Linked DNA regions of Homo sapiens: region 1 is linked to region 2. The links are chromatin loops, found by intact Hi-C in ENCODE. Cell type or tissue: ascending aorta. All regions are shown on one strand. Links, peaks and the distances in the headings refer to the core of each region. The heading gives the core; the rest is flanking DNA. Region 1 overlaps SCARB2 (scavenger receptor class B member 2). Region 2 overlaps SHROOM3 (shroom family member 3).

What was found. Peaks named below come from ENCODE experiments on the same cell type or tissue, not always from the same donor. Only the 100,000 strongest peaks of a DNase experiment are listed, where the experiment ranks them.
Region 1: a loop joins it to region 2, with 2.9 times the contacts of the local background. A loop is called at or near these places in 5 of 110 quality-filtered maps.

What each region holds. Positions count from the first base shown.
Region 1 is chr4:76,186,925-76,202,816 of GRCh38, forward strand. It overlaps SCARB2 (scavenger receptor class B member 2), which reads right to left. Exons shown (of 12, transcript NM_005506.4): 2 at 8,783-8,940. Among named protein-coding and RNA genes, the nearest start is that of SCARB2, 19 kb to the right of the region's middle. RefSeq lists a silencer at 8,594-8,653 and enhancers at 12,917-13,106, 13,127-13,186. In ascending aorta, for the core only: no CTCF peak of the experiment used is centred there; a DNase peak (open chromatin) is centred at 7,585; H3K27ac peaks cover 1,507 bases.
Region 2 is chr4:76,750,910-76,766,801 of GRCh38, forward strand. SHROOM3 (shroom family member 3) reads left to right here. Exons shown (of 11, transcript NM_020859.4): 7 at 3,402-4,283; 8 at 5,540-6,028; 9 at 8,636-8,786. All of the region lies in intron 1 of SHROOM3-AS1 (SHROOM3 antisense RNA 1), which reads right to left. Among named protein-coding and RNA genes, the nearest start is that of SHROOM3-AS1, 44 kb to the right of the region's middle. RefSeq lists silencers at 3,007-3,301, 8,155-8,224. In ascending aorta, for the core only: a CTCF peak has its summit at 7,604 (motif pointing left); a DNase peak (open chromatin) is centred at 7,637; H3K27ac peaks cover 886 bases.

The sequences.
Region 1 (15,892 bases), core at 6,202-8,701, 560 kb before region 2:
GAAAAAAGGAGAAAGCATTCTCCTATAATAATGGAAACAATGATCACGGTGTTCCTAAATTTTTTGTTGTCTCTTTATGTTAAAAAAATTTCTTATACAGCTTGGCTCAGACACGGTTAAAGAACTAAAGGGTTAATAGGACAGAATTAGACAGTATAAACAAAATTCCTGCCTTTGCTAAATTGCAAGGAAGACACTTAGATCCTGAAGAAATTAAATGTGGAAAAACAGAACTATAAGAAAATCGACTTGAACATCAAACCATTGAAGGGAGTAAGACTTTTAAAGCTCAGACCTGATAGAAATGTTGAAAAAGAATAGACTTGACTACAACACATTTTAAAAATTGACAAGGTAAACAATGGAAAAGCAGTTGCCCCAAATGAAACATAAAAGGTTCACAGAGTGCCATGAACACTCCAGAACCCAGATAAGCAAATGGACAAAGGACAAGAACTAAAAGTGTGGAAACACAACTGGCTGGCAAACATGAGGAGAACATTCAACCCACGAGGTAACCAGAGGAGAAAATGAAAACGGATCTACATGTTCAGGAAAGGAACAGTTAAGTGTAGTAATACATTTACTCTATTAAATATAATCATCATTAAAATTCATTTGTATGAAGACCAAAATATAACATTGAAAAATCCTATGCTATAACATTAGGTGAATAAAAAATATGTATATTTTGTATATGTACATGCATATGTACATAGTATGATAACCATCTAAAACTCATCCATGGAAAAATGGCCAAGAAGATATCCACTAAAATGTTAGTTAGCATTGGTTATTTTTGAGACAGTGAAGCCATGGATTAGTAGTTTTTGTTCAAAACTTTACTGCATTTTCAAGTTGATCTTTAGTGATTATATATATGGAACACATATATATGTGTAATTTTTATAATATAAAATATAGTCTACACTCTTAAAGATAATGCTGTATATATTATATATGTTGATTATATTTGAAAATCCAGTATTACTTGTTATCAATGAATAATAAAATAACTTAAGATCTAGCCCTTACATCTTTTTAAATAATACAAGCCTAAAATAGAAATGAATAATCCAAACAGCAAAACTAAGAAACCCCAAAATAAGATATTTCACGGGATACTGTAAATTTAGTAAATACTTCTTAGAAATACGCAAATTAATTGGAAGTGCCCTTAGACAAATTGTTTTCTTTTTTAATTCTTGAAATGTTAAATGGTAGGCAAAATAGAAAAAGGTATCTGACAAGATAAAAAATAAACCTCAAAAAGGCTGCAGAAGCCATGGGATACCACAACTTTGATACAAATTTTATACAAATATGTCCCTGAGCAAAAGGATCATGAGGCCAATGAGCCTTGTATTCACAGACCCATTCCAGGGCTGCTCAATCTGCAGCTTTACAAAAATGTAAATAATACACTTCATTCCTTAAACCAGACTGACTGGCTGTTATCAACATTTGGAATGCCCATCATCTTTTTCCAAAAACATTACTATTCTGAACTCCCCAGTATGTGAAAGGTTTGGGAAATGTGCCACTGTAAATCCTGTGTCAGATGAGTTAGGCCCTCCACAGTCTTGCTTGGCCCTTCCCCATCTCAGAGGTTTCCCACCACCACACCAATCTGTACTAACTGGCGAAAGGGGCTACATGCCCTCCCCTTCCTTTGCCCCAGGCCCCCTGGCATACAATTGATGGAGTCAGCTGACTCAGTTGGGAGAAAACACTGGAGCAGAAGCTTCTGGAATGTTCTGTCTTATCCAGCCTAAACAATAGCATCATAAAGCCACAAGTGACAGAAATCAAATCCAGTGAATGACCGCAAAAGGCACATGTAGAGACTAACAGGCCCCATAGAAGGTTTGGACAGCTCCCTAAAAAGCCATGTTTTTCTACAAATCCCAGATCTCACGACCCACTCAGCCCTGTAAGGAGCTCTTAGCAGCCTGCACTGCACATATGCATATTCCTAACAAAGCCATTCATTTTCAGGGCCTGATTCCCCTTTCTTGAACCTATATTTGGGTTTCCTGAACTAAGTCCTATGGTTCCGGCTATTAGGTGGGTGCAAAGTAACTGCGTTTTTTGTCATTACTTTTAAATACTTTTTAATAATTGTGTCCTATAGTGTTAGTTTTTCCATGTGTCCTATGAATTTAAACCACAGTTGAAGATGTTTAATTTACATATTCCACAAATATTCATTAAATAGTAGACAGTCAGAGACCAAAGGACTTGGTCACTGCACCCCATGGAGCTTCCAGTACATTGGGAAGAAAGACAGATACCTAAGCCAATTATTAAAATGCAATTAGTCACTGTCATAATGGATGCACATATTTATTAGTCTGTTCTCATGCTGCTAATAAGGACATACCTGAGACTGAGTCATTTATAAAGGAAAGAGGTTTAATTGACTCACAGCTCAGCATGGCTGGGGAGGCCTCAGGAAACTTACAGTCATGGCAGAAGGGGACACAAACACGTCCTTTTTCACGTGGCAGCAGCAAGGAGAAGTGCCCAGCAAAAGGGTTTTTGTTTGTCTGTTGTTGTTGTTGTTGTTGTTGTTTGAGACAAAGTCTTGCTCGGTCGCCCAGGCTGGCATTCGGTGGCGTGATCTCAGCTCACTGCAACCTCTGCCTCCGGGGTTCAAGTGATTCTCCTGCCTTAGCCGGTGTGTGCCACCACACCCAGCTAATTTTTTTTTCTTTTTGTATTTTTAGTAGAGACAGGGTTTCATTATGTTGGCCACATTGGTCTTAAACTCCTGACCTCAAGTGATCTGCCTACCTTGACTTCCCAAAGCACTGGGAATATAGGCATCAGCCACCACACCCAACCAAAAGGGTTTTTTAAAAAGTCCCTTATAAAACCATCAGATCTCGTGAGAACTAACTCAGTATCAAGAGAACAGCATGAGGGTAGCTGCCCCCGTGATTAAATTACCCCCCTGGGTCCCTCCCATGACATGTGGGGATTATGGAAACTACAATTCAAGCTGAGATTTGGCTGGTGGGGACACAACCAAACCACATCAACATACCACTTTACAAGTGCTATAAAGTGGTATACTTGACACTTTTTTTTTTTTTTTTGAGATGGGGGTCTTACCCTGTTACCCAGGCTGGAGTGCAGTGGTGCAATCTCAGCTCACTGCAACCTCCACCTCCCAGGTTCAAGCGATGCTCCCACCTCAGCCTCCCACGTAGCTGGGGCCACAGGCACATGCCACCACGCCTGGCTAATTTTTTGTATTTTTGTTAAAGACGGAGTTTTGCTATGTTGCCCAGCCTAGTCTCGAACTCCTAAGCTCAAGTGATCTGCCCACCTCAACCCCCCAAAATGCTGGGATTATAGGTGTGAGCCACCGTGCCCAGTCTACTTGACATTTTAAATAAGATGTAACAGGGAGAGTATCCGAAGTCAGGCAAGTCTCAGGAGGAGACAGCATTTGCACTAAGTAAGATGTGAAGGTCAAGAGAGGTAGCGCTGAGGAATTCATTCTTGACTGAAGCAACAGCATGAATACTGGCAAGGCAGTGTGTCTGGGGAGCTTATAAATCATGGGAGTGGCCAAGCATGGTGGCTCACGCCTGTAGTCCCAGCACTTTGGGAGGCCAAGGCGGGTGGATCACTTGAGACCAGGAGTTCGAGACCAGCCTGGTCAACATGGTGAAACCTTGTCTCTACTAAAAATACAAAAAATTAGCCAGGCGTGGTGGCCGTGCCTGTAATCCCAGCTACGGGGGAGGCTGAGGCAGAAGAATCACTTGAACCTGGGAGACAAAGGTTGCAGTGAGCCAAGATCGCGCCACTGCACTCCAGCCTGGGAGACAGAATGAGACTCTGTCTCAAAAACAAACAAACAAACAAACAAACAAACAAAAAATCATGGGAGTATGGTTGGAATTATGCTGTCTAATAGGGTAGCCACTAGACACATGTGGCTATTGCACATTCAAAATGTGGCTAGTCTGAAATGAAATGTTCTATAAGTGTAAAATGCACACAGGATTTCAAAGACAGTATAAAAAAAGATTGTAAAGTATCTCATTAATAATTCTAAATATTGCTAACATGTTGGAATGACACTATTTTGGATAGTTTGCAGAGTCTCCATCACATCTTAAGGAATTTCATTTAAAAATAACAACAACAACAAACAATGGGACACTTAGATACTGATCCTGGTTCAACTTCTAATTATTGCCAGTGGGAGAGCTTAAAATACAAACTTTCTCTACCCAGTACACAGTGTTTCATCAGGCATAGAACACATACAAAATGGCTTTTTAAAATGAGGACCCAAGTATTTTCTTAGATTTCTTCATATAGCAACAGGGTTCATCTTTATAATTCTACATATTGACTTGTACAGACTAAAACAATTAATCTACGAAGACCAATAATATAGTTTTGGTGTCCCCTCAAAATCTCATGTTGAAATATGATCCCCAATGTTGTAGGTGGGGCCTGGTAGGTGTTTGGGTCATGGGAAGGATTCCTCATGGCTTAGTGCTGTCCTCGAGATAGTGAGTTCTCACGAGATCTGGCTGTTGTAAAGTGTGGCACCTCTCCCCTCTCTTGCTCCTGCTCTGGCCATGTGACATGCCTGCTCCCCCTCTCTTACTTCCACCATGATTATAAGTTTCCTGAGGCCTCCCCAGAAGCCAAGCAGATGCCAGCATCATGCTTCCTGTAGAACCTGTGGAACTATAGGCCAATTAAACCTCTTTTTTAAGTAAATTACCCAGTCTCAGGTCTCTCCCTCTTTCTTTTCTTTCTTCTCTCTCTTTCTCTCTCTCTCCCCTCCCTCCCTCCCTCCCTCCCTGTCTTTCTTTCTTTCTTCTTTTTTTTTGAGACAGGGCCTTGCTCTGTCACCCAGGCTGGAGTATAGTGGCATGTTCTCGGCTCACTGCAACCTCTGCCTCCCAGGTTCAAGCAATTCTCCTGCCTTAGCCTCCTGACTAGCTGGGAATACAGGTGGGCACCACCATGCCAGGCTAATCTTTGTATGTTTAGTAGAGGTGGGGTTTTGCTGTGTTAGCCAGACTGGTCCCAAACTCCTGACCTCAAGTGATCCACCCACCTTGGCCTCCCAAAGTGCTAGGATTACAGGTATGAGCCACCATGCCCAGGAAGGTTATTTCTTTATAGCAATGTAAGAACAACCTAATTTAGAAAATTGGTACTGAGAGTCAAATATTGCTATAAAGATAGCTGGAAAATGTGGAAGCAGCTTTGAAACTGGGTAATGGGCAGAGAAGGGAAGAGTTTGGAGGGCTCAGAAGAAGACAAGAAGATGAGGGAAAGTTTGCAATGTCTTAAAGACTGATTAAATGATCGTGACCAAATTGCTGACAGTGACATGGACAGTGAAGTTCAGGCTGAAAAGGTCTCAGATGGAAATGAGGAACTTATTGGGACTGGAGCAAAGTTCACATGTGTTATGCCTTAGCAAAGATCTTGGCTGCATTGTGTTCACACCCCAGGGATCTGTGGAAGTTTGAACTTGAGAGTGATGATTTAGGATATCTGGCAGAGATTTCTAGGCAGCAAAGCATTCAAGATGTCGCCTGGCTGCTTCTAACAGCCTACACTCAGATGTGGGAGTAAAAAAATGACTTAAAGTTGGACCTTATTTTTAAAAGGGAAGCAGAACATAGAGGTTTGGAAAATTTGCAACCTGGCCATGTGGCAGAGAAAGAAAAGCATTTCCGCAGTCTGGGCAACATAGGGAGACTCTGTCTCAAAAAAAAAAAAAGTTAAAAATTAGCCAGGCATGGTGGCACTTGCCTGTAGTCCTAGATACTTGGGAGGCTGAGGCAGGGGGAACCCTTGAGCCCAGGAGGTCAAGGCTGCAGTGAGCCATGATCATGCCACCGCACTCTAGCCTGGCAACAGAGACCCTGTCTCAAAAACAAAACAAAACAAAATATTTTTGTGGGGAGATAAATTCAAGCAGGCTGTAGAGCAACCATTGCTAAAACGATTTGCATAACTAAAAAGAAGCCAAGTGCTGAGAGTCAAGACAATGGGTAAAAGGCCTTGAAAACATTTCAGAGATCTCTGAGACAGCCCCTTCCATCACAGGCCCTGAGACCTAAGAGGACTGAGTGGTTTCAGGGACCAGGCCAGGGGCACTACTTCCCTGTGCTGTTTCCCACATCCCAGCCACTCCAGCTCCAGACATGGCTCAAAGGGGCTCAGGTACAGTTCAGGCCACTCCTCTGGAGGGTGCAAGCCATAAGCTTTGGCAGCTTCCATGTGATGTTAAGCCTGCAGGAACACAGAGTGCAAGAGTGAAGGAAGCTTGGCATCCTCCACCTAGATTTCAGATGATGTATGAGAAAGCCTAAGTGCCCCAGCAGAAGCCTGCTCCAAGGGCAGAGCCCTCAAGAGAAACTCTACTAGGGCAGTGAGGAGGGGAAATGCGGAGCTGAAGGCTCCACAAAGAGTCCCCACTGAGGCACTGCCTAGTGGAGCTGTGGGAAGAAGGCCACCGTCCTTGAGACACCAGAATGGTAGAGCCACCATCAGCTTGCAATCTCAGCATAAAAAAGCTACTGAGGCGGAGCTGCCTAAGGCCTTGGGAGCCCACCCCTTGCACCAGTGTGCTCTGGATGTGAGACACGGAGTCAAAGAAGATGATTTTGGAGCTTTATGATTTAATAACTGCCCTGTTGGGTTTCAGACTTGCTTGGGGCCTGTAGCCCCTTTCTTATGGCCAATTTCTCCCTTCTCAAATGGGAATGTTTGCCCAATGCTGATACACCCATTGTATCTTGAAAGGAAATAACTTGTTTGATTTTACAGGCTTATAGGTAGAAGGAATTCATTTCTAGATGAGACCTGGGACTTAGGACTTTTGAGTTAATGCTGGAATGAGTTAAGACTTTGGGGGACTATTGAGAAGGGATGATTATATTTTAACATGTGAGAAGGACATGAAATTTGGAGGCCAGGGGTGGAATGATATAGTTTGGATGTCCCCTCCAAATCTCATGTTGAACTGTAATCTTCAGTGTTGGAGGTAGGGCCAGGTGGGAGCTGTTTGGGTCATAGGGGAGGATCCCTCAAGGTTTGGTGCTGTCCTCACAACAGTGGGTGACTTCTCACGAGATCTTGTTGTTGTAAAAGTGTGGCACCTCCTCACCCCTTGCTCCTGCTTTCACCATGTAACGTGCCTGCTCCTGCTTTGCCTTCTGCCATGAGTAAAAGCTCCTTGAGGCTTCCCCAGAAGCCGAGCAGAGCCAGTGTGCCATGTGTGTACAGCCTGCAGAACCATGAGCCAATTAAACCTCTTTTCTTTATAAATTACCCAGTCTCAGGTATTTCTTCATAGCAATGCAAAAATAGCCTAATCCAACTAATAGTAAGAGCAAACACTTAAGTATCACTAATTATGTGCTAGGCACTAGTCTAAGCACTTTATACATGACTCATTGACTCAATCTTTGTAAAAACCATGTGGAGGAGGTCCTATTTTTATCCCCATTTTATAGATAAGGAAATGGAAGCACAGAGAACTAGTAAGTTGCAGAGGCGGGAATCAAAATGGGTCATCTGACTCCAGAGTCAGAGCATGAGCACCCAAGGCAGGAACTAGGATTTTTATCTCTGAATTCCCACCACTGAGAATAGTACTGATTCATAGCACATGAATCAGTCAGCAATAATTTATTGAGCAATCGATTACAACAGAATTGTCAGGCATTTTTATCATTCAGCAGTTTTGAAAAAGAAAGATCTTGTTGTCTGCTTCCTCTATTAATTTGTTTTCTAACCTGGTAAGGAGAGACTTTATTGGAAAGATTATTGTATGGGAGAGGGAGGAGGTATTGTAATAGGGAAAAGGGGAACATTGCAACAGAGAAAATGCTCTGATTCAAGCGTCTCCCTCTACTAATCGTTTAAAAATGATTAAAGGGATCCTGATTCCCCAGTGTTTGGAATTGGTGGTCACCAGCAAAGACTCTAACAGCCTCTGCTACTTGCTTATTGCTTATACGCAGGATAGGTGGAGAAAAGGAGCGGGTAAGAAACAGAAAGATCTGTCTCAGACAAAAGTAAATTCTGGAACTGCTTTAAAACTAGTTATGTGGGGAATGGAAATGGAGGGAGGCCCTAAAAGTCACTTAAGAATATCAAGCAGTAGCCAGGCATGGTGGTGCTCACGCCTGTAATCCCAACACTGTGGGAGGCTGAGGCGGGAGAATCACCTGAGCCCAGGAGTTCAAGACCAGCCTGGGCAATATAGCAAGACCTCATCTCTACAAAAAAAATTATCTGGGTGTGGTGGTGAACACTTGCAATCCCAGCTACTAGGGAGGTTGAGGCAGGAGGATCACTTGAGCCCAGGAGTTGGAGGTGGCAGTGAGCTATGACTGCTCTACTGCACTCCAGCCTGGGCAACAAAGCCAGACCTTGTCTCTTAAAAAAATAAAATAAAATAAAATAAGAATATCAAGGGGCAACCTTAAAAGGGTCAGGGTAAGGAGTAACCCTTCATGGTTTAATAATCACAGTCTGCCAACTCAGGAGGAAACCGCTGCACTTCAAAACACAACACGCTGAGACTTGGCCCAGTCTACAAAGCCATTCTCTGCTGAGGTTTCACACACACATACAAAACATCAGCAGCGTTTCAGACAATGAAATCAGAAAGTGTGCTCCCACACAGCCCTGGAGCCTTGCTCCTGGGAAGAGGCAAGGACTCAGGCCATATTGGGGTCACTCTGTATTTCTTTCAAGACAGGAGGTGGTCAAGACTTACCTGTAGGTGTATGGCCCCACTTCTTCCACCCGAGGGGTCTCCCCTCTGAGGATCTCCTCTGGATTGGTGACATTGAAGAAATAGAACTGAGTATACACAGGCAGAGGGGGCTTCTCCCAGGAGTCAAATGCCTCAGTACCATTCCTTAACACAATTTTCTAGGAAAAAACCAAAAGGAGATTTACAAAAATGTAAGGCAATAGTTGGCTTTAAACCCAAGAAGCAGAGGAAGGGACGCCCCCTATTCTGACCTCCTAGATCACTATTTTAATCATTTCACAGGCATTCAACTGCAGTCTCCTGAGAACAGGGCCATATCTTACACCAATAGAGCCCACAGTTCTAATAAGTCAGAGAAGGCCTTCGATAAATATTTGTAAAGGGGCCGGGCCCAGTGGCCCAACACTCTGGGAGGCCAAGGCGGGCAGATCACTTGAGGTCAAGAGTTCGTGCTTGGTCAACATGGTGAAACCCCGTCTCTACTAAAAATACAAAAATCAGCCAGGTGTGGTGGTGCGTGCCTGTAATCCTGGCTAGTCGGGAGGCTGAGGCAGTAGACTTGCTTGAACCTGGGAGGTGGAGGTTGCAGTGAGCCAAGATCGTGCCACTGCACTCCAGCCTGGGTTACAGAGCAAGACTCTGTCTCAAAATAAATTAACTAGTTAATTAATTAATAATTGTAAAGGAAGGGTACTAAAGACAGCACTTGGGCAGAAGCATGAAGCATAGTGTTTCCAAAACCTAGGGCACAGATTGAGTGCCTAAAGGGCCTGCTGGCTTTGTTATTTTTGAAGATTCCATGGATGGTGTATCTTCTGTAGAAGTTAAGCAATTCTGAAAAGCACCATACACTCCCAGTTTGCCCAGATGAGAGAATAACAAGGGGAAGGGCCCAAGAAGGCCAGTTTTGGTCCTTTTTCAAGTCAAACCACATCCATCCCTACCGCCTCCACCACCAGGGGCTTTAAATGTATTTTCTTATTGGATCCCCAAAAACCCTAAAATGGAACTGCCTATCCCCGTTTCAAAAACCAGGAGGCCTAGCCTCACTGAGGTTAGCTGACAATGGAGACTGCACTCTGCACACAATCCCTCCTGCACTTTCCACCCCTGTTCTGTGTTACAGGATGAATAATGCCCCCCATACTCTAAATTCCTAAGCTGAAGTCCTAACCCCCAATACCTCACAATGTGCCTGTATTTGGAGTCGGGGTCTTTAAAGAGCTGATGAAGGTTAAATGAGGTCATGAGGGTAGGCCCTGCTAATAGGACCGGTGTCCTAACTGGAGGAGGAAACTGGGACACAGACAAGCACAGAGGGAAGGCCACGTGAAAACACGCAGAACTGACAGCCCTCTACAAGCCAAGAAGACAGGCCTCAGAAGAAACCAACTCTGCCAATACCTTGATCTCAGACTTCTAGCATCCAGAACTATGAGACAAATTTCTGTTGCTTAAGCCACCCAGTCTGTTGTATTCATTCGGGAAGCCCTAGCAAATTAATACACCATGACTCCCCTAAGGGTGAAGTATTCTCCCTGCCTCACTGACTTCAGGCTAGGCCAAGTGACTAGATTTGACCAACAGGATGTGGGTGGAATGGCAATGTATCAATTTGGAGCTAAGGCCTTAAGATGCATGGCAAGTTTCTATCTGCCACCTTGAAGTTGCCACCCTTGGAAAAGAGAAGAGCAGGCCACAGGTAGCTGCTGATCCTTCAGCCTAGGTTCTAAAACGGAGATGTGTAGACTAGTCCTAAAGCGGACCAGAAGCCTGGAGTCCAGCCTCGTTCCACTGAGCCAGCTGAGCTGGCTGCACACCCACATATTATTGTTATAAGCAACGAGACTGGGGAGTTACTTGTTACTCACCGTGGCAGTAGAGGCCTGATAAATACAGCGCCTGAGGTTAACAGAAACCTAACACCTGGTATTCCCAACAGTCCTCTATCTGTTAATGGAGAAAAGCCTTGTATTTTTACTGTAAAAACGGCTGAAATACAAAAATAATATAAAAGCACAGACTGCAAATAAACAAACCAAAATGTGAACTTTGAGTGTCGAGAATTTGTATCAGTTATAATTCAGGTCCGGATTAGGAGGAGTCTTCCACTCACTGTTGCTTTTGTTTGGATTTTTACACCAGAAATAAATTACTTCTGTAAGCAGAAAAAAAAATGTTCCCTTATCTTTTTTTTTAAGTGAAAATCTAAGAAACTCAGATTCTGTAGCATGTTATGGATAGACCCTAAGGCAAGGAGAAGGAATGGACACAAAGAGAACTCACTTCATCTTGGCTTTCCTCTGTTCTAGCAAAACAAAGGCGAGCCTGATGCTGCCTCAGCTGCGGTCTGCTCTGCTGCAAAGGCCCAGGAGCAGCCGCCCCCACTCTCGACTCCACCGCACTTCTCTTCCTATTACTGTCAGGACAGTTGAGTGAGCACTCTGTATTCCTGCCTAATTTTTCCTGACAAGCATCATAGTGTGTGAAGTTTCCAGTGAGAAAGGACTTGAGATCTCATTTATTTGTTCATGTGAAGAAAATCACCTCAGAATTAGGAACCCTGAAAGAATCAGCAAACATAAATGAACAGATGGCTAACCTCCCTGGTTTATCTTGCTGGGCTGGCATCCAGCTTTTAGGCAACCATAAATCCAAAGACAAGTGGAAGGGTTTCCAGAAAGAAGGGGTTACCAGAAAGAAGGGTAAACCTGGCTGTTCTGACATGCGTAAACAGTGTGACTTGAACTTGTTCCTCCAACTTTCAGGATAGAAATAAACATTTAGTACATTTGACTTCTTAATGAAACAAAGCAAATGAAAAACAAGAACAATAAAAACTGTCCTTGGCAGCATGCCAGAGTCATAACCAACCCAGACCATGTTACAGCTGGGGCTTCTCCTCTGTCTCCCTCCACCCCCACAGCCCTTCTCTGCCTGGCCACTTCTTAGTTGAGTCACCAGCACTCAGACAAATCCTCATAGCCCCTTTTACTCCCTTCAAATCTTGCCCTCAAGAGTGGTGGCTTTTCCTGCTGCTTTCATATGTCTCTTTTCCTCCACCTTACAAGTTGGATGTTTGTCAGGAAACCCTCTGTCAATCCCAGAGTAGATCACGTGCTGGAGAGTGAGTGAGTGTGTGTGTGTGTGTGTGTGTGTGTGTGTGTGCTCATGCGAATGCACTAAGTAGGAAGAGAGATGGGGAATGAGAGAACAGAGGGAAGTTGTAAATACAGCTGCTAACATTTCTAAAACAGTGTGTCTTTATTTTTATTTTCTCACTTTCAGCTCAGAGAATGGCAGTTACTATTCAGTTACCATTACTGCCACGCCAGCTGCAATCTACTGTGAGTCTGCTAAAGTCAGGTGCTATGCTAGGGGCTTTATAATGTACCTTATCTCTGAGTTTTACACTGACACTACAAAATAAAAATCCCCATTTTGCAGACAAAGAAATGGTGGCACTGGCTGTCCCAAGTCACAAAGCCAGTAAATGAAATCAAATCTGACCAAGTCCAGGAGTGCAGATTTACTCACCCATCCAGCAGCTGCCACCCCATGGCACCCTGAGGGTAGAGTTGCCAGATTTAGCAAATAAAACCTGGGATACCCAGTTAAATTTGTATTTCAGATAAACAACAAATAATTTTATAATATAATTATGTCCCAAATATTGCATGGGCTACATCAAAAATGTTTTTATTCATAGGAGATGCATGCTGAAGGATTTAGGAACAAAGTGTGTGATATCTACAACTTACTTCAAATAATTCAAGAAAAAGTGCATCAGAGAGATAAATATGGCAGGACATTAACAACTGATACATCGGACTGAACCGAAATATCACACGAGACAGACTCATACTAAAATGTTATTTGTTATCTGAAATTCAAATTTAACTGGTTGTCCTGTATTTTATTTTATTTGGCAACTCTAGCCCAGAGGGACAGTGAAACTATGGAGAAGCCATAAGTTGGACTCTGAACTCTCAGGGTTTCCTCGAGTGTTACCCGTGCCATCTGGAGGAAAGGAAACTAGGGCAGCTGCGTGAGGTCACTGTCAGCTCCTAGTAAGGAGCCCACAGGTGAGGAACCGAAAAAGGGAGAGTTCAACTCTAGAGTTTCCAGGCAGCCGCGCAGCCCCAGTATGCTAATGGGTCCAAAGAAAGCACCTCAACCTCCTGCCACAAGATGGCCCAGAGAGGGCTCTGTTTTGACTTAAACTTTTAATTTCTGCCCCTTCTATTTCTGATCCTCAGGGCATTCAAGTGTGCACTCCCAGGAGCTTGCTCGGCAAAGGAAGGCCTGAGAAACTAACAAATAATAACCTCAGCCTCAAGACCGCGGACTGTCTGGCACAGGAAGTTATTCATTCCGCCAGATACAACGAGCTAGTGTCCCCCTCAAAGGCGCCCTTTGCCAGTCTGAACAGAAAGCCATGGCTTGGGAACAACTGATCTTCCTCACCGAGGGTTCTGCTGTGGTGATGACAGCCACCAGACAAACCTTGTAATCAGCTGAGTCTTCTTAGTTACACTAAATGAAAAAGCAACATAAGGCCTTAAATCAGTTTTACAGTGTGACTCTGGATATTAAGAGTGGCACTGTGGAGTCACAATATAACTGTTGCTTATTAGTTTTAACCAAGACGAACATAATGAATTTTTCCACGCACAATACTGTGGCACTACCACTAAAACAAAATACTGGAAAATTATCAAGTTCTATGGTGAATTCACAGTGTCAACAGCTAAATTAATAATTGGACTAAAAAACATACTTTTCAGTTAATCACCCAATATGTACCTACTGAGAGCTTTCTATGTGCCCGGACTATGCCCTGCAAACAGGCATAGGCCCTGTCTGTAAGAAGAAATTTAGCTAAGGACACAAAACCAACATGCATGTAACAGGGAGTGAAAAATTATGTGCAAGACTCAGTAATTCAGCCTAACAAACAGCTTATGCCTGAAATTATTTAGATCCTTCCAGTAGCATGGATCTGTGATAAAATTCCCCCATCTAAACATCTCACAGGCTGCTCCAAGACAACATGACCAAAATGGACTCATGATTTTCTCCCCTAGTTGATCACTAAGTCCTGCTGATTTCACCTCCTCCTCTTCCCCATTTCTACCCCAAGGCACATTTCATCATTGGCTTGGACTGTGACAATACTGTATGTAGGCTCCTAACTGGTCTCCCTCTCTCCAGCCTTTTTCCTTTCAAATGCTTCATCCATCTCAGGCTTCAGAGAAGCCTGTCAAAAGTGCCTAAGGGAACAGATACTCCACCCCTGCTCAAAGGATAAAGTCCACAGTCCTTGACCTGTTGTGATCTGATGCAACTGCGTCACCTGTCGCTGTCTTTTCCTGGTAGGCACTTTATGCACCAGTAACACGCAACCATCTACTGTTACCTAGCACCCACCACACAAGTTCTCAGCCAGTGCCTTGGCCTGAGTCACTCACCGCCCTTCACCCAGAAGTCTCTGCAGGGCCCTTATCACCTGGTTCACTTCTACTTGGGCTTCAGGGCTCAATTCAGAAGTGCCATCTCTCAGAAGGCCCCTCTGAACTATGTGTTTTCTCTCTGCTTTCATGAAACTTCACAAGTTTTATAAGGAAAATGTGTTCATTAGTCTTTAGTGTCAGATTGGGTCTGATACTAAGAACTGTATCTTTTTCATGGATCCCCAGCACATAACATGGTTTCTGGCACAGAAGGGACACAATAAATAATTAATGAAGAAACAGATGATACCGCAGCGTAGAGCACAACGCTGTGCCAGGCATTCATCTTCTGCTGTTTACCCAGTTCTTCTTGGTAAAATCTTCAATGTGGCAAAATGCCGCATATTCTAAATAATATGTAAGAAAGGTGATCTGAATAAATAAAAAGTCTGAATTTCAGTACTGCAGAATCAAGAAGAGACAGTAACTTTCTTAGCTGCAAATATTATTTTTCAAGGAGACATTTTGGCCTCCTTTCATAAATGGTTAAGACTAGTTTGGAATTAGCAGGGTCTATTTTTATGCATAATTAATATGCCAAAGGCACACAAACATTAGTTCTAAGTCTGTTAGATCTGTCTTTAGCAATTTTGGTTTTAATGAATTTTTTATAACATCCTTTTTCATAGCAAGTATAGCATAGGATTTTCACAACCTTAAAACTGATGAAACTCTTTCATTCTTTCCACAAATATTAACTTAGCAATTCCTTTGTGCTAAGCCACTGTTCTAGGTATTGGAGATATAATGGTAGACAAGATCTCCTACCTTCTCATTTTATTGGTGAATTCTAAAAACTCCTTGATATAACAAGGAACAAACTAGACTTGTAAGCAATAAAACATCACATTTATCTAAGGGAAAAATACCTAGATATTATGATAAATTATCAATCTACAGAAATTTCTATATTCATATTAGAAGAGATGTTTAAAGTAGCAGATAACATTACTACAAATGTGCAGAAAAAGTCATGTGTTGCCTCCAATTTCTATTCACAAATGATGCTACTGATTGTTGTTACTTTATTTTTTATTTATTCAGTTACTTATTTATTTTTTGAGAGGGAGTCTCATTCTGTTGCCCAGGCTGGAGTGCAGTGGCATGACTCGGCTCACCACAACCTCCGCCTCCCGGGTTCAAGCGATTCTCCTGCCTCAGCCTCTCGAGTAGCTGGGATTACAGGCACACATGACCACACCTGGCTAATTTTGTATTTTTAGTAGAGAAAGGGCTTCACCATGTTAGTCAGGCTGATCTTGAACTCCTGATCTCAGGTGATCTGCCCACCTCAGCCTCCCAAAGTGTTGAGATTACAGGTGTGAGCCACCGTGCCCAGCCTGTTGTTACTTTAAATCAGGTAAATGCTACTCCATCCATTCCCTACCCATTCCATTATATTTGTCACAGAAAATTTGGACAATGAAGAAAGTAAAAGGAACAAAATTTAAATCCCCTGTAATCCACACTATCGCTGTTAACATATGGGTTTATTTCCCTCTGGTCTAGTCATATATATGTGTATTTTAAACAAAATTGAGATCATATGTATTGTATCATTTTTTGACTCATCTTTTATAAACGATTATCCTTGTTA
Region 2 (15,892 bases), core at 6,647-9,146:
TCAGCAATTGACATTAGCATAGGTGCAGCTGCATGCCTAGTGCTTGCTGAAAAGGATATTGATAATTTCAGGACATGTAATTCTCAGCTGTCCTGGGGAAAAGCATAGGCATGGAAAGTGCAGCCGACAGGAAAACATGGGAGGGACTTGATCACAGATCCTGTGCTATGAATTTTGAGTACTAAAAATTCTGCTTGCAGTATATTTTTCTGACCATCACAACCAAGAAGACACAAAAAAGTATAACACTCTTTTTTTTCTAAAGGCTTGCATGGTCTTTTATCATAGTCACTCTGTTAATCATAGTACGAAGACAAGAGTCACATCAACTGGACAATATTGAAATGTCAAAATAATTTGGAAGGTGGAATTTGGAGGAATGTGCCCTCTGTTCTCCATGAATGCCTATTAGGATCAGTCAGTTTTCCTCCATGCTGACATAATTCTCCCTGAATACATGAAATTCAGACTTTACATTAGTGCTTTTTAAAAAACATAAAATGTTCTAATTTATAGAAAAGTAGAGATTTTGCACTGTTCAAGTTTTATGAGAGTTTGATGCCTTCATGGGTCACAAAGAGACAATAGTTGTCATTATTATATACTTCTTTCCTGTTTTCAAACATTCTCCACTCTTTTTATCTCCATTTTAAAGAAAAACACTAGAGGATACCAATCCAACTAAATTCAGACATTCACTTGTTAATTTCAAACATAAAAATTTACTTGTCTATATAAAAATGGGCAAAAGACTTAGACATTTATCCAAAGATGGCAGACACATGGCCAACAAGCATTGAAAAGATGCTCAACACCACTAATCATCAGAGAACTCAAAACCACAATGAGATGTTTACCTCACACACATTAGAATGGCTGCAATTAAAAAAACGAAAAACAACCAGTGTTGGTGAGGATATGGGGAAATTAGAAACCTTGCACACTGTTAGTGGGAATGTAAAATGGTGCAGCCGTATGAAAAACAGCATGGAGATCTCAGAACATTAAAAATAGAACTACCATATGATCTGGCAATGCCACTTCAGAGTATGTGTCCAAAAAAATTGAAAGCAGGGTCTCCAAGACCCATGTTCACACCCATGTTCATAGCAGCTGTATTTACTATTCACAATAGCCAAGAGGTGGAAACAACCCAAATGTCTACTCATGACAGATGATTGGATAAACAAAATGTGGTATAGCCATACAATGGAATATTACTCAGCCTTAAAAAGGAAATTCTGCCACATGCTTCAACATGACATTACGTGAAGTGAAATATAAGCCAGTCACAAAAAGACATACTGTATAATTTCACTTGTATGAAGTACTTAAAGTAGTCAAATTCACACAAAACACAAAATAGTGATTTCCAGGGGTTAGTAGGAGGGGGAAATGGGGAGTTATTATTTAGTGGGTACATAGTTTTAGGTTTGCAAGTTGTGAAAGTTCTGGAGATCTGTTTCACAACAGTGTGAACATATTAACACTACTGAACTTAAAAATGGTTAAGATGAAATTTTATGTTGTTTTTTCTAACCACAATTTTTTAAAAATGCTTTTTCTTTTTTTTTTTAAAGCAAAACAAAACAAAGGTGAGACTAATTGCTCTCAAAATCCATTCTTGAATAGTAGGATTCCTGGATACATATCAGCAGACTCTGGGTGACCCTCTCACACTCTATTATAAAAGGGACTTGAACAAAGTCTTTTTTTATCCCAAACTTCATTCCTAAAAACACAAAATAATCACCACGGAGAAGCATTCTCAACCAAGCTAAGCATTTACCACTGATATTATCTTCAAAAAGAAAATGCCACTTTAGTATAGTTTGTGTAAACTAAGGTCACACAAACTAAAAACATCATATAAAAGTCTATTGGGCTGGATCTTTAAAGGATAAGTGCTATATTATTGTATGTTTTAGTGATGTCTTCCCCTTTAGAAAAGCCTCAAGATATAATAAATAAAATAAAGGCATCTGAATTAGTCGTTAAAACATCAGATTTCAACTGACTCCACATCCTGTTAAAGGATGCTGGGTTTAAAAACAGTTTGTATGCTACAGTCTGGAGAGCAGCTGGGCAAAGGAGACGTCACTGTTCAACAGACATTTGCTGAGGGGGTACTTGGTGGCAGGTACTGGGGATGCCAGGATGGATGAGACAGAAGTGAAGAGCATCCCCAGCGGGAAGCCACCAGGAAGTGCAGAGTGGCTACACTTCTCTATGGAGAGGTTCCTGGTAAAGAAACCATGTCTGAATGAAAGGGACTGGTCATGGGAAGGGAGGGGTTGCATCAGAGAGAGAGGTGGGCCCTTTATTCCATCATCTGCATCTATGTATAATAAAGGAAAAATAAAGGCATGAGAAGAGCTAATTTGGTTCTTTGCCATCTTCTTCCACCACATGCTGCATTCTGTTTGCCTGGCACTTGGATGATCTTGTGGCAAGCCCTGTGTTATTGCTCTGATGTGGGACTGAGTCACCACTCCCTCAGAGGAGTCAGATCTGTGAGATGAAATGTGCCATCTGCACTCCAGATCCACTCACATAGCCAGTCAGGGAACTGCAGACAGGGAATGTACAAATCACGGTGGGTTTGCTGGAGAGCTTTTTATCCTCACATTAACTCTTGCATAGCAGGTAGTGCCACAGACTCTTTTTTCTGTTTTGTTTTGTGGATTTTTCTCCTTTAGAACACAATAACAAAAGTTTTGCGAATTGTTGGGTTTTTCCTCGGAGTCTAGCGTACAGTTGTTTAAATCACCATGTACTATATTTGCTTATTATTGCCAGCCTCTTTCTCCAGAGGTAACTGCTTATTAGCTCCTTAGGTGAGACTCTCCCCCTCCTTTTTATTTTTCATCAGATGAAATGAAAACACTAGGAGAGTAAGCAAAAGTTGTAAATAAAACCTTCAAATTCAGCAGCCCATGCAAATGCTTTCAAAACAGACCTCCCCCGTGGGGATCGCACTGGGAGAGAAGAAGGCAGCATTATTTTTCCCCAGAGCTGGGAGCTATTTCCTGAAGTAGTCCTAAAAGGGGCTGAAGAAATGTACTGTTTGTTTTTATAGCCTGAAGCCTGTCCTCAAAAGCTGCCTTATGTTGCATGGTGTGTACAGGATGTGGGGGCGGTGAGAGGGTTAATAAAAGAAAATGCCTTGTGAACCCAGTCATTCCATGTGACATTTTCCTGTAGGAATTTATGCCTGCCTAGTACTGGTTTAACTTGGGTCTTCCTGTGAGCAGCCAGGGAAGACAGTGTGCAGTTTCTGGGGGAAGGAAAAGAGGTCCTCCTTCCTCTTAAATGCTTTTCTCATCTATGTAAGGAGCATTGGGCTGCATGTTTGCCCCTTTCTTCAGAGCTGTAACCCTCCTGTCTGTGTGCCGTTCCAGGTCACTCAGTTGTTCAGAAAGAGGCCAAGAAGAGATGCTGCCGCTCTTCCACCATCTCACCCCTCGTTGGGGTGGTTCAGGCTGCAAAGCCATTGGTGATTCCTCCGTTCCTAGTGAATGTCCTGGAACCCTGGACCATCAGAGGCAAGCCAGTAGGACACCCTGCCCCAGGCCACCACTGGCAGGAACGCAAGGGCTGGTCACAGACACCAGGGCTGCACCCCTGACCCCAATTGGCACCCCTCTGCCTTCAGCCATTCCCTCTGGCTACTGCTCACAGGACGGTCAGACAGGGCGACAGCCTCTCCCGCCCTACACCCCTGCCATGATGCACAGAAGCAATGGTCACACCCTGACCCAGCCTCCCGGTCCAAGAGGCTGTGAGGGCGATGGCCCAGAGCATGGGGTAGAAGAGGGAACGAGGAAGAGGGTCTCGCTGCCTCAGTGGCCACCTCCTTCTCGAGCAAAGTGGGCCCACGCAGCCAGAGAGGACAGCCTTCCTGAGGAATCCTCAGCCCCTGATTTTGCAAACCTGAAGCACTATCAAAAACAGCAGAGTCTTCCAAGTTTATGCAGCACTTCTGACCCAGACACACCTCTTGGGGCCCCGAGCACTCCAGGGAGGATCTCCCTCCGAATATCTGAGTCTGTCCTGCGGGACTCCCCGCCACCTCATGAGGATTATGAAGACGAAGTGTTTGTGAGGGATCCGCACCCCAAGGCCACGTCCAGCCCCACATTTGAACCTCTTCCCCCACCCCCACCTCCTCCACCGAGTCAGGAAACCCCGGTGTATAGCATGGATGACTTCCCTCCACCTCCTCCCCACACTGTATGTGAGGCGCAGCTGGACAGTGAGGATCCCGAGGGGCCACGCCCCAGGTGAGTGAGCAGACTGGGCAGCTTTCCCCCACTAACAGGAGAGTGTCATGCCCCAGGTGGCCCAGGTCCTTCTGCTGGCCACAGAAGAACCCTGGCATGGAGATGTTTCTATACAGCTCAGCTCAGGACACTGTTGATCTGTTTGCCTCAGGAGGTAGTTGGACCAGTGTCATTGGGTACTGAGGAGTCAGGGTGGCAGAAATGAAAGCTGGGACCCAAGGGGCACATTTCACTTCTGGGGACAGGATAGGCTTAGGCGGTCCAAGTAAATCCCTCCTCCCTGGATGAGTTCTGAATCAGTTAGGAAATAAGACAAAAGAGGAGGGCATATAGAAGACAAAAACATCACTTTTATTACTGACAGAGCTAACATTAAAGAATATGGCTTCAGATTGTAAGTGGGTCTCTTGATACTGAACCCCCAAGTTAAACAGCTTTACCTACCTCATCAAAGGTCATGTTAGACACACAAATACACATAGATATTAATATATACAGCCTTGAGGCAGCCTCAGTCTCAAAAGAGAAGAGAGACTGGGATGTGAATGCTCAGCTTCTCTTTCCAAAATCACTCCATGTCCATAGGGAGGAATAAAGAGTAGGGCTCAAGGTCAGTAATGTTTAGGGAAAACCTCTTGGAAGCTAGGAGAATGAGAAAGAAGCATTCCCCAACACATAGTCCCTAGAACAAGTAATCTCTCAAAACACCAAAAAAACACATTGCCTGACAGCACCTTTTGAGTGGCTTTCTTTAAACACCACAAGAGTGACTTACTACCACTACCCCTGTTAACCTAGACCTTTCAGAAATCTCTGGAATCTAACAGCAACATTCACCAGAACTGAATTCCTAGTCCATCTTCCTCAGGAGATGACAACCTCCTGACCAGCTGCTGGGCTCAGGAGCCCCTTTAGAGTGCTGTTGTTTTCTAAAGAAGGGGTTGATCTCAAATGTGACTATCTCACCCTACTCCTATGTATATATCTATGTATGTTTGTGTGTCTAGCATGACCTGTGACTAGGTAGGTAAATGTTTTTAGTTTCGGGGTTCAGTATCAGGAGACCCACTTATAATCAGAAGCCATATTCTTTAACATTAGCTCTGTCAGTAACATGTGGAAGATGTGGAAAGCTACAGCCCTGATGTGGAAAGCTTCTCCCTCAGTCTTTCTCCACCCTCTTATCATCACCCTTCTCTTATCACTCTCTCTTTCTCTCTCTCTCTTTTTTTTTTTTTTTTAAATATCCCTGGCAGCTTCAACAAACTTTCTAAAGTGACAATTGCAAGGGAAAGGCACATGCCTGGTGCAGCCCATGTGGTAGGTAGTCAGACACTGGCTTCCAGACTCCAAACTTCTATCAAGGGTTCAGAGGCTGAGTCCACACCACCCTCCTTCATGAGCGTTCACGCCCAACTTGCTGGGTCTCTTGGTGGGCAGCCAGCACCCATCCAGACTCAAAGCCTCAGCCATGATCCAGTCAGTGGAACTCAGGGTTTAGAAAAGAAAGTCAGTCCTGATCCTCAGAAGAGTTCAGAAGACATCAGAACAGAGGCTTTGGCCAAGGAAATTGTCCACCAAGACAAATCTCTAGCAGACATTTTGGATCCAGACTCCAGGCTGAAGACAACAATGGACCTGATGGAAGGTTTGTTTCCCCGAGATGTGAACTTGCTGAAGGAAAACAGTGTAAAGAGGAAGGCCATACAGAGAACTGTCAGCTCTTCAGGATGTGAAGGCAAGAGGTAAGTCCCTGGTGATGTCCTCAGAGAGACTTACAATCACACTCCTTCCATGGGGATGATGATAAGTCTAGGACTAGTTGCCTGATGTTCTCCTACTGCCACAGCTCCTGAACCAAGAGTGACATTTTATCTCAGTCTTGGAGGAATGGCTCTGGCAGTGAGGATGTGGGACAGATATGCAACAACAAAGAAAGTAATAGTAATAATTATAATAATTGCCATTAGTACCCATTGTTAACGTTGTGTGTCAAACATTGTATTAATTTATTTATATCAACATTATTTAATTTTCACAAGAACTTTCTGAGGTGGCTACCAATTTTACCTCCATTTACAAATGAGGAAACTGAAGTACAGAGGAATTAAGACCATGCTCACCAAGGTCATTGAACATGTGAGTGATGGCACCTGGATTTGATCACAGCCCCATGACTGTGCCTGTCTCCAGCAATTACACAGTGCCCCCAGCTCAGCAAAGGTGTACTTGCCGGTTCTGTATCAGAGCTGCTCTGGCAGAGAGGCCCTCAGAGCTCGGTGCTGGGAAAGGAGCAAGTGGAAGTGGTGAGCGTGGCCAACGTCTTGCCAAGACTGAGAGGGGAAGGGCTTTGTAAGGAGGAGAGCCTAGAGAAATAGATTCGTGTACTACACTGACCCTTACCTCTGAGGCATTAAGGTGGGTGTTGGCGCAAATCCTGAAAATCAGGAAAGGTCTGAGTAGGAGCGCACTGTCTGGTTTGGCCCAGTCCGTGAGCCTCTGCTTCTGAAGCTCCTTGAGCCAGCCATGTAACACGTGTCCCAGTGTGCAGTCTGTGCTTTTCATTTCTCCTGGGTTACTGCAGTATTTTCTTGCATGTTTTATTTCCTTAAAAGACTACTATGAGAAAGACTGAGTAGCTTTCATTTTCTCTTAAATTTTCAGTGAAATCTTTGTGGATTGACAGTCTGGGACTCAGCAGTTAGTGGCTTCCAGACTAAATAAAAACAGAACATTTTATCCAAATTTGGGATTGCATTTTAAAAATTTCCAACTGATCCTAACTAAATTACTAACAGGAACACCACGTTTCATTTTATGGGGGAGAGAGAAAGGAAAGAGCTATGTGATACTTACAAGCTATTTGTCACATTGTCAGAGGCTCTTCTGATTCAAGGCCTTAACTGTCACCTTGTCCATTTCACTGCTTTTATTTTCAGATTTGGGAAACAGACTAATTGAGGTGAAGTGATTTATCCAGGGTCATGTCTTTAGCAAACACATACTGAGCACCTACAATGTGCAAGGCAATCCACTGGGTACTATGGGGACCCCAAAGATAAGATTTTTGTAGGTGTGCCAGTCAGTTCACCATGGGTGGTTGCAGTATGGTCATTCTGTTCTCTGACCACTGGCTGAAGGACCAAAGTAACATCCTTAGCAAAGTATTTCCTAGCATTACCACTGGAAATATATGTTTGCTCCGTCAGTTTAGAAGCAGAATGGTCATGGAGCTTTTGCAGCACTGAGACCTTCCTGGGGATTTAAAAAAAAAAAAAAAAAGGCATGCGCCATCTCCTGGTGGAAATAAGCATTGTCCTGTTGGGCATGAGATGGCCAGTAGCCATTGTGAGGGTTGGTCAGATGCCAGAGAATCCCATTTGTAATGCGGTGGACATATCTGAAAACAAAAACAAACAAAAATGTATCAGAAAATCTTTTCCCTGTCTTTCAATTAACTGGATTAAATGTGGTCATTGTTGCTTACTGGGACAGTTATCAAGCAGGAAACTAGTAAAGATGATTTTTTGTGTGTGTGGTTCCTAATTTCATAGTAAAATGATGGGCTAGATGTTAAATAATATCACAAGATTAAATAAAGTTCCTCTCCAAGAGAATCGTACTTCCATAGAGTCATTTATTCAGTGGGTAGGATATGAATTATAGGCTGAAAGGCAACTCAAATGTGGTAAAACAGAGAACTACTAGATAGCAGGTTTCTCAATTCTGAGTTTTTTCTTCAGCCTTAAAACATCCCTATTATATTATCAATGAGTAGATTTTATATCTTGTATTAGTTCACTGCGGACCAGCAAACTGCAGATTTCCCAGGATTATATGGGATAGCAGGCACACTTGAGAAGGAAAAATTTTGTGTGTTCAAGCAACAGTGCATAGTAGGCACTAGAAAGATTACATGTAACCAAAGGAGTATAGGAAATAATTGACCTAAAACCTGAGGTTTGTGCAGCACCTTGAAAATACTTTCACATTGATTGAGTCATGGTTCCACACTGCCTTTCTCTGAAATAAGGAGTCAGTGTCGTTCTTATATGAATCACAAAAGCAGAGAGGTTAAATGTCTTCTCCAGAGTCAGCTGGCGAGGCCATAGCCTTGACTCCCACTGTCATCCCTAATGCTGCTTTTGGTGGTTTTCCATCCCAAGTTTGCCTGGCTTCAACAGCCCTGTACATAGTAATCACTCATTAGTTAACAGTTACTAGTTTATCCTAATTTCTGGGAAAGAAATTAAATAGAATTGTTACGCACTTCTGAATGGACTGACATCTGCAGTGAAACAAAGCCTCTGGCGTGATCTGTGTGGCTATACTTTGTGCTCTTTTTGGCCCAGGAATGAAGACAAGGAAGCAGTGAGCATGTTGGTTAACTGCCCTGCCTACTACAGTGTGTCTGCTCCCAAGGCTGAGCTACTGAACAAAATCAAAGAGATGCCAGCAGAAGTGAATGAGGAAGAGGAACAGGCAGATGTCAATGAAAAGAAGGTAAATAAAGAATGGGATGCCCTTGTTCAGCTTTCCTCAGAAAAATTGACAAGGTCCATGTAATCAGCGTGGTGACTGGGCCTCTTGAGGCAGGTGGGGAAAGGACCTGTCACATCACCAGATTGCACCAAAATCATTAGACTTTGGATTTACATGGCACTTTAACTAATTTCCTCTTAGCTTTTCTGTGAGTAGGCAGGGCAGGTAAGCTACTGTACTTTTCGTTTTTACAAATAACAGAAGTGAAGCTTAGAGGGATTATTAGAAGTCTCATAGCCAGGACTTGAACCCAAGTCCCTAGCCTCCTAATCCAGCACCAGGACCCCGACACTGTTCTCAGCTGCTGGTTGGCCAGTGCCAACGGTGTGTGTAATTTTCTTGTTTCATAGTCAAAAGGAAAATTTTAAAATCTAGAAACTTTTTTTAGGGAAGGAGGCCAATTGTTAAATGACACTTCTGAGAAAAAGTAATATTAACCTTTATATCTTCCCCAGCCCTTTTTGAGGGACTTCAGCGAATAGCTTGAAAGTGCAGTGCTGGAATCTAGTTGTTAGCATTTGATACTCCTACAGAGATTTCAAATGTTAAGACACTTAAAAAATGACCGTGATGCTGCTGCTGTCTTCCCACATGCCATGGAGATCTAAACTGGGCTGTGTCTGCAGGGGAGAAAGTTCTCGCCTTCCACTTTCTCTATAGCACCAGAGGGGCTGCCTTCTGCTGTGCTTGCAGCTCTCTATGCAGCTCAGGCATGTGTGCTGCAAAGGAAAGCTTGCTTGCTTCTTGCTGAGCCTGGAAGGTAAGTGGTTTTCAGTGATCCTGATTCCAGGAGAAACTTTCTAGGGTGATTTTATTTCATTTGATCTACAATGTGTCCCAAGCTGTCTTGTCTGTTGGAATGAAACCACAGGATATAGACCCTAGGAGCAGAGGGTAACTGGACAGGAGGGATCTTTGCAGCACCTCTGGGTCATGGCTAACATGCTGATGCAACCATTGTAGTAGCAAGCTCCCTGCTAGCCCAAAGTTTTCCTATTTACATACTTGTCATTGTATACCCCTGATATATATACCTACCCCAGCACTGCTGAGCACTTCATTTAACGGGTCCCCTGATTGCAAATAAGACCACTTGGCTTTTGGTCTGTCTATATTTATCCCAAAGAGAGAGCTATGTATACACCCTTACATGTATCACGTTGCCATGGCATCTTTAACTGAACGTTTTACACAATTTTTTTGTTATTTTGTTTTCTGCCTTTGGGCATACCTGCTTTACAGTTGCAGTGTGGCAAATACTCATTGCTTTTCCTCCCTATCTTAATTTTTAAGTGTTTTTTTTTCTAAGTTTTATTTTAGAATCGGGGCATAGGCAGGTTTGTTACAAAGGTATATTGCATGATCCTGAGGCTTGCTGTATGATTGTATGCATCAACCAGGTAGCGAGCATAGTACCCAATAGGTAGTTTTTTAACCTTTGTCCCCTTTCCTTCCAACCCTCTTTTATTCCCCAGTGTCTGCTGGTCCCATATTTATGTCCATGTGTACCCAATTAACTGTTTTCCCATCACTTTCAATTATCACCCTCTCACTCGAAGCATTATGTGGCAAAAAGTATTTTTAGACTGAGAATATGAAGAAATAGAGAATTCATCCATCCTCACGGGAAACAACATTAGGTAGTATGTATTTCATTCCAAGTGTGGGCTATGTATTTGATTTTCTTTTCAACACAATGCTGTACTATCTTACTTGCACAAAACTCCTCTGACACTTGTACTACCACATTTTATGCTAATCAGAATTAGAGAATTTAAGGGCTGGGGTCACACAGTTAATAGATGCTAAAGTCAGATTTAACCTTATGTCTTTCTGACCCCAAAGCCTGCTAAAAATTGCTCCCAGGTCAGCTGCCTTTAAACCTTGCTGCCCTGGGAACTGAGCTAAACTGGAGGTTCTCTGGGTATAACTAACCAGAGCTAGAGTTTGAGATTAAAACCAGTTAAAACCCATTTTAAACCAAAAATATGAGAACAGCAGTGTCCGTGACTTGAGGACTGAGGAGTTTCGAGTCATTTGGAGTGCCTTTTGGGGGAGTCACGGGCTTAGGAAGACAAAACCCCACTCAGGGTGGAAGAGATCTTAGGGAGAGGAAATGTCACAGCCACATAACCAGGGCCTGGCACCTAGCACGTGCTCAATAAACATTTGTTTCATGAAGTTATAAAGTGCAAAACTCCCAAGTTGGAGTTTACCGTTTAACTGAAGAAAAATATCCAGAAGCCCACTGTGGAAAGGTTATAGGATTCGAGTCTATGGCCTTGCTATCCTCAACACATTTGATCTCAGAAGCTGACCAGGGTCAGGCCTGGTTAGTACTTGGATGGGAGATCATGGTATTAGAATTCAGAAGAAAAAAAAATCTGGAAGTTAAGCAACTAGTTTGTCCTTTCTTGACCCTTTTTTCTTAATAAAATGGAAGTGGTAATGATCTCTCACATAATAGTTGTGGGGTCAAATTAACTGACATATATGAATGTGCTTTTTGAGCTGCAGGGTGTAAGAGCATATAATATCTTAACAGAGAAGTGTTTAAGGCAATGTCATGTAAGTATGCAAATGTTGATGGCATCTGGTATCTTTCATGTTAAGATGTTCAGTGAGAAGGTGCCTTATTGCCAACAAGGCTAGGCACTTTCCTAAATCAGACTCTTACGAGGAAAAACAGCTCACATTTGTTTTCTCTCTTCACTGTGGAAAATGTTGCCCACAGCACCAGGGGGATGATACCCACTTGCCCTGTGGGCTTATCTGGCTCTTCAGGGATAAAGAAAGATGAGAAAAGGCCATTTAGTTAATGAGGCCTCCACATCCAGTTAGAATTTCCTTCGGTTCCTTCTTCCCTCAATCCTTTCTTCTAAGGCTGTAAGTGGCCTGAGGGTTTGCATCACTTTGTGAGTGTAAAATGTTAGGCTCATAAATGCTTAGTGAGAACACACCTTCTCTGTTTCAGACACTGTGCTCTGCCTTGGGCATACAAACATGAATAAGACACTGTGTCTGCTTTCCTGGAACTTTAGACTGGCAAGAGAGGTGGATTATTTTAGCACTACATTATTGGTCTTCTGATAGACACATGGACTCTACTGGGGGAGCCCAAAGGAGCAGTTCCTGACTCAAGAGAGTAGAGTCAGATTTTACCTCCTCCAGGAAGATAAAACCTGAGATCAGCATTGAAGAATGTATCGGTAGGAGTCAGGAGCATTCGAGACAAAAGGAAAAGCATAAGGAGAAACCAAAAGATAAGAAAAAGCATGGAATGTGTATGATAAAGAAGGGTGCTTCAAGTAGTTTGATATTTTGGAATGTAACAAAGGCTCATGATTAAATAAAAAATCACCAAGCTTAAGCCAGGCACAGTGGCTCACACCTGTAATCCCAGCACTTTGGGAGGCCAAGGCAGGAGGATTGCTGGAGCCCAGGAGTTCGAGACCAGCCTGAGCAATATAGTGAAACCCTATCTCTACCAAAAATATAAAAAATTAGCCAGGTGTGTTGGCGCACAACTGTAATCCCAGCTACTCGGAAGGCTGAGGCAGGAAAATTGCTTGAACCCAGGAGGCAGAGGTTGCAGTGAGCTGAGATCGTGCCACTGCACTCCAGACTGGGCGACAGAGCGAGACTCCATCTCAAAAAAAAAAAAATTAAAAAACTAAAAAATTAGCTGAGCATGGTGGCACACACCTGTGGTCTGAGCTACTTGGGAGGCTGAGGTGGGAGGATCGCTTGAGCCCGACAGGCAGAGGCTGCAGTGAACCAAGATCGTGCCACTCCAATCCAGCCTGAGTGACAGAGTGAGACCCTGTCTCAAAAAAGAAAAAAAAATTACCAAATTTAGAAAATAACAAAGGAAGGCCACAAACAGTGGGAGATGAGGCTGGAAGGGTTCACAAGAGCCAGTAGGTCATAAGGTCATGTAGGGCTTTGTGTGAAATGCTGAAGTTCGGATTTTATCATATGACAATGGAGAACCCTTTGAGATTTTAGTTTGTTGTAATGAACTACAAGTTTATAAATGTGTAATTGAATTTTCATTGGTATCACTTACATTTACATATCTGATTTGGAAACACAAAGTTTTAAATAAGTGATGTTGTTGAAAACATCTTTAATATATTCAGCAAAATGCAGTTTTCTTCCTGAAATACAACAAGCTTTTCTAATGATGGTTTAGAAAAATGATACTTGGTCAATATCCATTCTCCAATATTGTTTTGAGGTAGAATGTAGCCTTTGACCAACTTTTGCAAAGTAATAATTTGTTATTTAATATTTAAAGTTATTAATAACCTAAGATATATATCTAGGCTAGGAACTAGAGTCTTGGTTTACTAATAACTATTTTATAAATTAAAAATAACACTTTAGTTTCACTTTGATATTTCTATTTATATATCCTAGATGATGAATAATATTCCAAGTAAATGTAAGTATCAGTTAAAATATGAAACTTCCATTGTCTGAACTTTTGATATACGTAAAACTAAAGACAGTGTAAATAATCAGAGCTGTCAATTTTTTGGCTAAAGCCTGCCTTATTATTAAGCAAAATTCTACTTAAACCAATCACATAATTCCCTATTCTGAAGTCCAACAGGCTTTGGCTTCAGAAACTTAGAGGAATATTTCAAAAGGCAAAAGGAATCTATTGTTCCTCTGAGTCAGCTTTTCTCAGGAGATCACTGGTTCTCAGCTGCCCATTCCCGCTGCTCTTCCTTCATTCCTGAAGTTCCAGCTCTCCCTCTGGTCTTACTTCCTTTCAGTATTTATTTCAGAATAGGTCTGCTGATAACACATTCTTTTAGTTTTCTCCATCTAGGAATGTCTTTATTCCACTGTCACCCTTGAAGGGCATTTTCACTGGATATGGGATTCTGGGTTGAGTTGACTCTTTTCTTTCAGTACTTAACAAATGTTCACTTTCCTCTTGCTTCCATGGTTTCTAATGAGAAATGCACAGTCCTTTAAATATTGGCTCCTCCTGTATGCAATGTGTTGTTTTCCTCTGGCCACTCTCTTTCGTCTTTAGCATTTTGATTATGATTTGGATGGACTTAGTTTTCTTTGAGTTGATCGTATTTGGGGTTTGCTGAGCCTCTTGATTCTGTAAATTTATGTCTTTCACCAAATTCTGGAAGTTTTCAGCCATTCTGTCTTCAAATATTCTTAATGCATTAATCTTCTCCCTCCAGGACTTTAGTGACTAGTGATACAGTATTTCAATGACAGTTCATATTGTCCCACAAGCTCCATTCATTTTTTTTTAAATCTGTTTTCTTTCAGTCCTTCAGATTGGATAATTTCTGTTGGTCTGTTTTCAAGTTCACTGACTTTCCTATCTCCATTCTGCCAGTGATTTTTTTTTTTTTTAATTTCAAATATTATAGTTTTCAGTTCTAAAATTTACATTTAAAAAATAGTTTCTATTTCTTTGCTGAGAAGGTCTCTTTTTAAAGTTGTTTTAAAGACTCTTGTAGATTCTGGGCACAGTGGCTCATGCCTGTAACCCAGCACTTAGGGAGGCCAAGGCAGGCGGATCTCTTGAGTCTAAGAGTTCAAGACCAGCCTGGCCAACATGGTGAAACCCCATCTCTACAAAAAAAAAAAAAAAAATTAGCCAAGTGTGGTAATGCGTGCCTGTAATCCCAGCTACCTGGGACGCTGAGGTGGGAGGATCACCTGAGCCGGGGGGTTGAGGCTGTAGTGAGCTGTGATTATGCCAGCAATGCCTATATGCTAGAAATGGCTTTATCTCGTCCTAGTTTTTACAAGCTAAGCTGAATTCCACTCTATTCCTAAATCCCAACCACTTGGCTAGTAGTCCTGAATTACTCTTAAGACGGAGACACACAGAGGCCAACTGTGTGTGTAGAGTGACGTTACTGGCGATGTGGTCTTGTCAGGGGAAGGAGTATTCCCCCTACAGACATCTATCTAATATGAGCGGTGTGTCATCTTCAAATTGTTGTCTAATCTTACGACTGCACAAAAAATATAATTAGAATGTGTATAATACTTTCATATTTTCCAAAGTGATTGCACCAGCCTTCAACTCTTCAAATTTCTGGCCTCCATTTCAACATTCATGACTTGAGAAGTCGAATTTCTAGAAAATGCTTTTGAAAAACTCAACAGTGGAAAGAAACAAGGCTTTTCTTTTCATCCTCATGGTTTTCGTTATTTCTGTTATGACTTCTTTTGAAACTAATATCATATGTTGTGGTTTCCGCCAGCCTCATTTGAGCCTCATAGTATTCTTATGAGCTATTTTAATAAAGTGATGAAAGTCTGAAGCCAGATGATCTGCGTTTAAGCCTGGCTCTGTCACGTACCAGCTGCATGGCCTTGAACAAGTTAACCTCTATCCTCCTCACTTTCCTCATCGGTAAACGGGGATAATAATAATACCTCTCTCACCGGGTTGTTGCAAGTAGTAATTGAATAGTAAAACACTTAAATGGTGTCTGGCACAGAGAAAGAGCTGAATAATTAATTAGACATTATTATTAGTTTTCGGCAGGTGTTATTTTCTTCTCGCTGTGGATAACTGAGAAACAGAAGGTCAAGTGACTTGCCTGATGCCGAATGTTATGTCAGAGCCTCCTGCCTCCTTGTCCAGTGTTCATCCTGCTGTAGGCAGGAAGTGGGGAAGGGTCCAGAGGACATTTCTGCAGAGGATGAGGTGGGAGGCAGGGTCTATGAAGCTATGTTTGGGGGAAGAACTCGTATAAATAGCATCTCACACAGGGTGAGCTAACAGTTTATGCCAGATGAGAAGTGGATAAATGATTTCACAAATTAAGTAGCTCCTGAGAGACTAGTGTGTTATTTAAAACAAAACACACCTCTTCTCCCTCCCCCGGTGAGTTATTCTGGTAGACATTGGTAGGTTTTTTGGAAGAGATCTGCCTGGCAAAGAAATGGCTATTTAGTACAGCCAGCTTTCTCTTGCTGCTGTCAGTTTCTCAAATCCCTCTTAACTGCATTTTAAAATTCAAATTATCATATTTTAAGGGGCTCGTTAGGGCTTTTAAAAAATTCAAATG